Regions from separate parts of the Homo sapiens genome. Here region 1 is linked to region 2. Evidence: chromatin contacts called from ENCODE Hi-C or POLR2A ChIA-PET data. All regions are on one chromosome and are shown on one strand. The core of a region is the stretch at or near the end of the contact, and the rest is flanking DNA. Distances in the headings are between cores, read along the strand shown.

Region 1 (4,249 bases), core at 1,205-3,704, 200 kb after region 2:
TTATTTACAACAACAGGCAGCTGGTCCACGCCGTAGAGTCCAGCTCCTGCTACGGGTTCCATGAACAGGCCTCCTTCCAGGCCCAGCTCCCTGGGTTCTGTGAACAGGCCTCCTTCCAGGCCAGGAGAGGGACAGCCTGTCCCGGAGCACCCGAGTGAGGTTGGAGGTGGGCACAGGCATTCTGGACCCTGGGCTGGGCGGGAGCTGTTGGTGGCCGTTGCTCAGCCTCCCTCAGAATTTCTAGATGGGCAGATAAAGGCCATGAGACAGGAAGCCTGGGTCCGTGGTCCACACTGTCGGAGCAGAACCAACAGCATTGCCATGCGGTGAGAAGGAGGGCCCCCCACTGCACCCCGAGCGGTGATGTTCCCAGCTGGGCTCATGTTGCCTGCTACCCCTGTAAGTGGCTCGTGCTGTCCCATCCGACAGATGAGGAGACCGAGGCCCGGAGACTGGCGTGCCTTCTGGGCGCCCCTCGCACAGCCACGTACCGAGCATTTGCGGCATCTTTCACCAAGGCTTCGGGAGAAGACGGAGCCCGGGGGGAGTCAGGTCTCTCTCTTCTGGGACTTCAGTGTGGTTCTTCCCCACCTGTTCTCCAGGGGTGTGTGTAACTAAATACTTTGCAGGCCAGACACGGCGTCACACATCTGTAATCCCAACACTTTAGGAGGCCAAGACAGGAGGATCGCTTGAGCCCAGGAGTTCAAGCCCAAGCTGGGCAACATAGAGAGACTTCATCTCTACCAAAAATTTTAAAAATTAGCTGGGTATGCTGGTGCATGCCTGCGGTCCCAGCTACTTGGAAGGCTGAGGCAGGAGGATCGCTTGAGCCCAGGCGTTGGAGGCTGCAGTGAGCTGTGAGCTGTGATTGCACCACTGCACTCCACCTTGGGCAACAGGGCAAGACCCTGTCTCAAAACAAAACAATACAATACAAGACAAAAAAAACCCCGCAAAACCAAACAACGGCTGATCCTGTAACCGCATTCTTTCTCCCAAAAGCCGCCCTACTCAGCACAGGCAAAACTCCTGGTACCCGAGACAGGGTCACTTGGGCAAATGTTTGACTGACTGAGGGGTGAGGAGAAAGCCTGTGGTCTCTCTCGAAGACAGGGGCTCTGCTGAAGTAGGGCTGTTAGTGGCCCCTTCATTCATGACTCCCGTGGAGACCTGCTCCGGACTGAGCTCTGTGCCAGATCCGGGGGTGCTGGGTCTGGGGTCCTCAAGAAGCCCACGTTAATGGGGAGACAGGCTTCATTAATCAGGGAGCCTAACAGCTGTGACAGAAAACCCCCAAATCCCAGAGGCCGGGCATGACCCCCAAATCCCAGATGTGCAGCGTGACCCCCAAATCCCAGAGGCCGGGCATGACCCCCAAATCCCAGAGGTCGGGCATGACCCCCAAATCCCAGAGGCCGGGCATGACCCCCAAATCCCAGAGGCCGGGCATGACCCCCAAATCCCAGAGGTCGGGCGTGACCCCCAAATCCCAGAGGCCGGGCGTGACCCCCAAATCCCAGAGGTCGGGCGTGACCCCCAAATCCCAGAGGCCGGGCGTGACCCCCAAATCCCAGAGGTCGGGCATGACCTCCAAATCCCAGAGGCCGGGCATGACCTCCAAATCCCAGAGGCCGGGCATGACCCCCAAATCCCAAAGGTCGGGCGTGACCCCCAAATCCCAGAGGCCGGGCGTGACCCCCAAATCCCAGAGGTCGGGCGTGACCCCCAAATCCCAGAGGCCCGGCGTGACCCCCAAATCCCAGATGTGCAGCGTGACCCCCAAATCCCAGAGGCCAGGCATGACCCCCAAATCCCAGAGGCCAGGCATGACCCCCAAATCCCAGAGGTCGGGCGTGACCCCCAAATCCCAGAGGCCGGGCGTGACCCCCAAATCCCAGAGGTCGGGCGTGACCCCCAAATCCCAGAGGTCGGGCGTGACCCCCAAATCCCAGAGGCCGGGCGTGACCCCCAAATCCCAGAGGTCGGGCGTGACCCCCAAATCCGAGGCCCGGCGTGACCCCCAAATCCCAGAGGCCGGGCATGACCCCCAAATCCGAGGTTCAGCCTGCTGGTTCTCACGCACCATCCCCGGCCGGGGGCTCACTTGGGTGCCTCTCCTCCTGGCAGTGACTCAGAGCCCAGGCCCAGCCCCAGCCCCACTGGGCCTCCGCCGCCTGGCATGGGAGTCCCCCACCAGCCAGGGGTGGGCCCCGATCAGCGTTGGGAGGGGGGCTATCCTCCGCCAGGCCTGAAGGGTGGGGTCCTCTCCACTCATGATTCCCCAAACAGGCTTGGGTCCACAGCCGCACCTGCTTGTGGGGAAGCGCCTCGATTTCCACCAGCCTCACCCAGGAGAGCCTCCACTTAAAAATAAAAGCAGTTCAGAGATGACTCATCTCCCCCAGAGAGACTGTTCTCTCTAGGGTGCCTTTCAGCCATTCCACTCCCTTGACTTATTGTGAAGGGTCGTTGGGAGCCAGAAGAAAACAGGAGAGTCACACAGCAGCCCTCTTAGCCATCGCCCCAGGGCGGGGCTGGACGCTCCCCACATTTTGCCGTTTCAGAATGAGACATTTCACACGTGCAGCAGCAGAAAGACTGCGCTGTGGCACCCACACCCTGGGCAGTGGCTCACGCCTGTCATCCCAGCACTTTGGGAGGCCGAGCAGGTGGATTACTTGAGGTCAAGAGTTCGAGGCCAGCCTGGCCAACATGATGAAACCCCATCTCCACTAAAAATACAAAAGTTAGCCGGGCATGGTGGTGCGTGCCTCGCTACTCGGGAGGCTAAGGCAGGAGAATCGCTTGAACCCGGGAGGCAGAGGTTGCAGCGAGCCGAGATCGTGCCATCATACTCCAGCCTGGGCAACAGACTATGTCTCAAAAAAAATTCTGCTCCCTCAGCCTCCCAAAGCGCTGGGATTACGGGCCTGAGCCACTGTGTCCAGCTTTGTTGGACCTTTTAAGGCAAACCAGACATCGAGACGTGGAATCCCTAGACAGGCCACATGCAGGGTGAAGCCACAGCGCCGCTGTCACACCTGCAAAGTTAGTGGCCGCCGGGCGCTGTCACCCCACGCAGGGTGCGTCGTCATCCGCGGCTACCATCCGTCCTTCGGGGGTGTGCAGCGCGTTGGGTGTGAGGCACCCCCTGCACTCAGATCCTATCTGAATTTCCCAATCTTGGCCCCATCACCCAGGAGGATTCGGGCCCACAGACTTCTCCCAGGGCAGCGGACACGAGGAAAGCAGGTGGACCCATCCTCACGAGTGCCGGGTGCCCTCCAGCCCGGGGCATGGGCTCCTGTGGGGCCGGCCTCTGCTGGAGGTTCCCGGCACCCGCGGGGCAGAGCAGGTGCATGCAGATCGGCTTCCTCAGATGCCGTGGGGTGTCTGGGGAGAGCCCCGTCTGCACCGGGCAGAGGGCGGGGGGGGAGCTGGGGTTAGGTGCCTGTGGGGCGCACGGAGCCTGGTGTACCCGGGGGTCTCCGCTGAAGCCCCCCCCACTGCATGGCCGGGGGCTCCTGACTCGAGGCTCCGTCCACCCTCCCTCCGGGGTCCCTGGGCTGAGCCTCCGTGAACGTCCGGCTTTCCCTTGCAGATCCCGACTGGGCCTCCTACACTCTGGGCGTCTTCATCTGCCTGAGCTGCTCGGGAATCCACCGGAATATCCCCCAGGTCAGCAAGGTGAAGTCCGTCCGCCTGGACGCCTGGGAGGAGGCCCAAGTGGAGGTACGGAGGGGGAGGGGCGGGGGGACCCGCGCAGTCCCCGGGTGGCCTCAGCCCGGGCCTCTGGAGCCAGAGATGCCGGGCGGCCTGGCTGTGGCCCCTGGAGCCTTGGGCTACTCTGGGGGCCTGGCTGGCTGGACCCGAGGACCCCGCCCCCTCTCCAGCGGCTCCGCCTGTGTGGCTGCTCCACCCACCCCGTGCCGGGTCCAACCTCTCTGTGAGCAGCTCCAGGTGTGTGTGGTGGGCCAGGGAGCGAAGGCGGGTCGCCGATTCCCGTGCCCTGGGAGCTCCGGAGTGCTCCCCTCAAATCCCCACACCTGGAGCACTGGGCTCAGGGTAAAAGAGACCCTGTCTCTAAGGAAACAGAATGCAGCGTCCCAGGCCGCGCGGCACGACCCAGAGTCAGGGTCGCATTTACACGGCAGTCCACGTGCACCCCGGCCCGCTGCCGTGTAGGGCACCATTACCTGTCCCCTGGGCGGCCTCTGAGGTGACACAGCCACTGCCCACCTCTCAC
Region 2 (3,856 bases), core at 1,196-3,695:
GAAGGCAAAAGGCACATCTTACATGGCAACAGATGAGAGAAAATGAGAACCAAGCAAAAGGGGTTTCCCCTTATCAAACCATCAGATCTCATGAGACTTACTCACTACCAAGAGAACAGTATGGGGGAAACTGCCCCCATGATTCAATTATGTCCCACCAGGTCCCTCCCACAATGCATGGGAATTATGGGAGATACAATTCAAGATGAGATTTGGGTGGGGACACAGCCAAACCATATCAATTTCCAAAAATAAAAATGAAAAAAAATTATTTTCCTTTTTTCCTTTTTTTTTTTCACCCAGGCTGGAGTGCAGTGGTGTGATCATAGTTCACTGCAGCCTCCATCTTCCAGGCTCAAGCAATCCTTCCACCTCAGCCTCCTAAGTAGCTGGGACTATATGCGTGCACCACCACACCCAGCTAATTTTCTATTTTTATTTTTGTAGACATGAGGTCTTACTGTTTGCCCAGGCTGGTCTTGAACTCCTGGTGTCCATCCATCCTCCTGACTCAGCCTCCCAAAGAGCTGGGATTACAGGCCTGAGTCACTGCACCTGGCCATGATTCACTTTTTTTTTTTTTTTTTTTTTGAGCTGGAGTCTTGCTCTGTCGCCCAGGCTGGAGTGCAGTGGCGCGGTCTCAGCTCATTGCAACCTCTGCCTCCCGGGTTCAATAGGTTCTGATGCCTCAGCCTCCTGAGTAGCTGGGATTATAGGTACATGCCACCATGCCTGGCTAATTTTTGTATTTTTAGTAGAGATGGAGTTTTGCCACGTTGGCCAGGCTGGTGTTGAACTCCTGACTTCAAGTGATCCATCCACCTCAGCCTCCCAAAGTGCTGGGATTACAGGTGTGAGCCACCGCACCCGGCCGACTTCTAATGAACAGAATATGGCAAAAGCCTAGGGAAGTCACTTCTGAGATTAGGGTGCAAGGAGACTGTGATGTGCGTCTTGTGTGTGCCTCCTCTTGTGTGTGCTTGCACCGTCTAAGGCAAGCCAGCTGCAGTGTTGTGAGCTTCCTTGTGGTAAGGCCCATGTACCAAGGAACTGAGGGTGGCCTTTGGGCAGCAGCCAGCAAGGCTGAGGCCCTTCTCTAATGACCTTGGAGGACTGAGTCCTTACAATATCCGTGTGTGTGAGCTTGGGAGTGGATCATTCCAGATAAGCTTTCCGATGAAACCACAACCCTGGGGGGACACCTTGACCACAACTTGGTGAACCCTTGAGGCAAAGGCACAGAGCTTAGCCACGCCCACTTTCCTGACCGCGGATACCATGAAAAAATAAATGTTCTTTTAGGCTGCTAAATGTTGGGTTAATTTGTTATGCAGAAAAAGGAACCAAATACAATCTTCTACCAGTAAGGAAGAGTGCACCTTCTTTGCTTGTCACCTTTGGATTCCTGAGGCAACGTACATCATACTTGATACGGCTGCCAAGCACTTAACTTACTGGGTGACTTGAAAGCATGCTTTTTTTTCTTTTTTTTTTTTAGACGGGGTCTGGCTCTGTTGCCCAGGCTGGAGTGCAGTGCCTTGATCATAGCTCACTGCAGCCTCCATCTCCCAGGCTCCAGCGATCCTCCCACCTCAGCGTCCAGAGTATCAGGAACTACAGGCACGTGCCACCATACCCGGCTAATTTTTATTTTTTTAATTTATTTTTTATTTTTTAAAACAGAGTCTCATTCTGTCGCCCAGGCTGGAGTGCAGTGGCACGATCTCGGCTCACTGCAACCTCCACCTCCCGGGCTTAAACGATTTTCCTGCCTCAGCCTCCCGAGTAGCTGGGATTACAGGCACCTGCCACCACGCCTGGCTAATTTTTGTATTTTTAGCAGAGACGGGGTTACGGGGTTTCGTCATGTTGGCCAGGCGGGTCTCGAACTCCTGAGCTCAAGCGATCCGCCCGCCTGGGCCTCCCAAAATGCTGGGATCACAGGCGTGAGTCACCGCTCCCGGACACAAGCATTATTATAACACTACCCACCCTGTGTATTTTTTAGCACCTATCCTGATTTTTTAAATTCAGCACGAAGTTTAAGTCCTAGCCCTGTTGATCCCAATAGCCGTAGCTCATCCATTTCGACTCCGAGCCGAGCTCCATACCCTGGACCCTCGGCGGAGGCCCCACCCCGGGACGCCAGCCCGGCCGGGGCAGCTTGCACCCCAGACCCCCAAGCCCTGCGGGGCCCAAACCTAGTCATCTGCACTTGTTCTGGGCAGGGCGGGTTGCCTTGGCAACCAGCTCCTCTCCAAGCAACTCTAGGCCTCTAGAGATGGCGTCAGTAGCCCGCGCCCGGTCCTGGAACCGCCCCCCGTGCTGCCGCCGCTTGCCATTAGCCGGCGGAGAGACGGACGCAGACCTCGTCCAATGGGAGGCTCCGCACTCCTGAAGGCGGGACTAACGCTTACCTGGGGCGCGGGTCCCTGCCGGAAGGCGGCGTCCGCGACGCAGCTGTTCACGCTTAGGTGGGCGACGTGGGCGCAGGTGGGCGCAGGTAGGCGCGTGGGGCGGCGGCGGGGTGGCCGGCGGGTCAGGGCGCCAGGAGACCCAGAGCCCCGGGGCGGGCTCCCGCGGGGCTCCGCCCCCTCCACGTGGGTGCGCGGAGGCCCGGCGCGGCGCGACCGGGCGGCGGCCCTGGGGTCCGCGGTGCTGGGGAGGCTGGTGCGGCCGGTGCGGCCGGTGCGTCCCGGCGCGGGCTCCGACACCCGCACCCGCCTCTGGGTTAACTCAGCGCGGGCGAGTGGAAGGGACTCAGCTGGCTCCTAGGTTTCAGGCCGTCAGGGCTTGCAGTGGCTCTGGTTTCATTGTCTTTCTCTGAAGACGCCCTGATTGCCCTCCGAGGCTTTCAGCTCCCACTTTCTCTTTTTCAATTTTTGAGGCAGTGTCTCGCTGTGCCACCCAGGCTGGAGTGCAATGGCGTGATCATAGCTCACTGCAGCCTCCACCTCCTGGGCTCAAGCCGTCCTCCCGCCTCATCCTCCCAAGTAGCTGGGACCACATGCGCGCGCCACCACACCCGGATAATTTTTAAAAATGTTTTTTGTAGAAATGGGGTCTCACCATGTTACCCAGGCTGGTCTCGAATTCTTGGGCTCAAGCGATGGATCCTCCTGCCTCGGCCTCCCAAAGTGCTGGGATTACAGGAGTGAGCCAACGCGCTTGGCCTCACTTTCCATCATAAGCATGCTTTCCGTTTCCTTCCTTCCGTCATTCATTCATTCATTTTTAAAAAACGTTCATTGGGTTCCTCCTGCACTGTTCGGGGCATTGGGCTACAGCTGTCAACAAGTGGAGACAAGTCTGTGATCTAGTGAACTTCCATTCTGGAGGGGAGAGACAGATGAACAAGGTGCACAGAGCAGGTGATGGTAAGTGCCATGGAGAAGATGAGAACAGGGGTTTTGAGAATGGAAAGGAAGCAGGAGGAGGAGTGAGGCACCAGAACATTCCAGGTCGAGGAAACAGCAGGTGCAGGGGAAACAGCAGGGAGCCCAGTGTGGCTGCAGCCAATTTGGGAACAGAGAGAGAAAGAGGAGGTGAGTTCCCAGAGATGCGAGGAGGGGCCAGGGCAGTCGTGTGGACCTTACCAAGTGGCAAGGACCTTGACTTTCCCTCCAAGTGGAAGGGGACAGCTTGGGAAGTTTTTTGAGTGGAGGTGACACACCATCTGATTTAGGAGTTTAAAAGCCATCGTGAGAGGTGGTGGCTTGGACTGGGTACCTATGGGATCTTAAGGGAGTCACATTCTGGGTGTATTTCAGTGGTAAACCAACAGGAGTTTGTGGTGGGTTGGACGAGTATGTGAGAAAGAGAGGATTTATGGATGGACCAAGGTTTTAAGCTTGAG

The links. A loop is a pair of places that touch in the nucleus more often than their neighbours do. ChIA-PET counts read pairs that join two places held with the same protein, here RNA polymerase II (POLR2A). Pooled maps may share reads with other maps.
Region 1: a loop to region 2 is called in a pooled map, with 3 times the contacts of the local background. The contact joins the enhancer-like site here to the promoter of CHLSN in region 2. A Hi-C loop is called at or near these places in 1 of 168 maps with a recorded cell type or tissue (CD8-positive, alpha-beta T cell), 2 of 37 single-sample maps with no recorded cell type and 8 of 50 pooled maps. POLR2A ChIA-PET finds 5 or more read pairs at or near these places in 2 of 52 experiments (SK-N-SH and activated CD4-positive, alpha-beta memory T cell).

The regions. Positions count from the first base shown.
Region 1 is chr7:934,861-939,109 of GRCh38, reverse strand. It overlaps ADAP1 (ArfGAP with dual PH domains 1), which reads left to right. Exons shown (of 11, transcript NM_006869.4): 2 at 3,605-3,735. Among named protein-coding and RNA genes, the nearest start is that of ADAP1, 18 kb to the left of the region's middle. RefSeq lists a silencer at 2,106-2,155. Within about 2 kb of position 2,454, at least 4 of the 41 ENCODE cell types and tissues checked have a DNase peak (open chromatin) inside an H3K27ac peak, as active enhancers do.
Region 2 is chr7:1,136,836-1,140,691 of GRCh38, reverse strand. CHLSN (cholesin) reads left to right here and starts at 2,445. Exons shown (of 5, transcript NM_001318252.2): 1 at 2,445-3,377. RefSeq lists silencers at 2,036-2,175, 2,376-2,825, 2,836-2,885 and an enhancer at 2,216-2,315.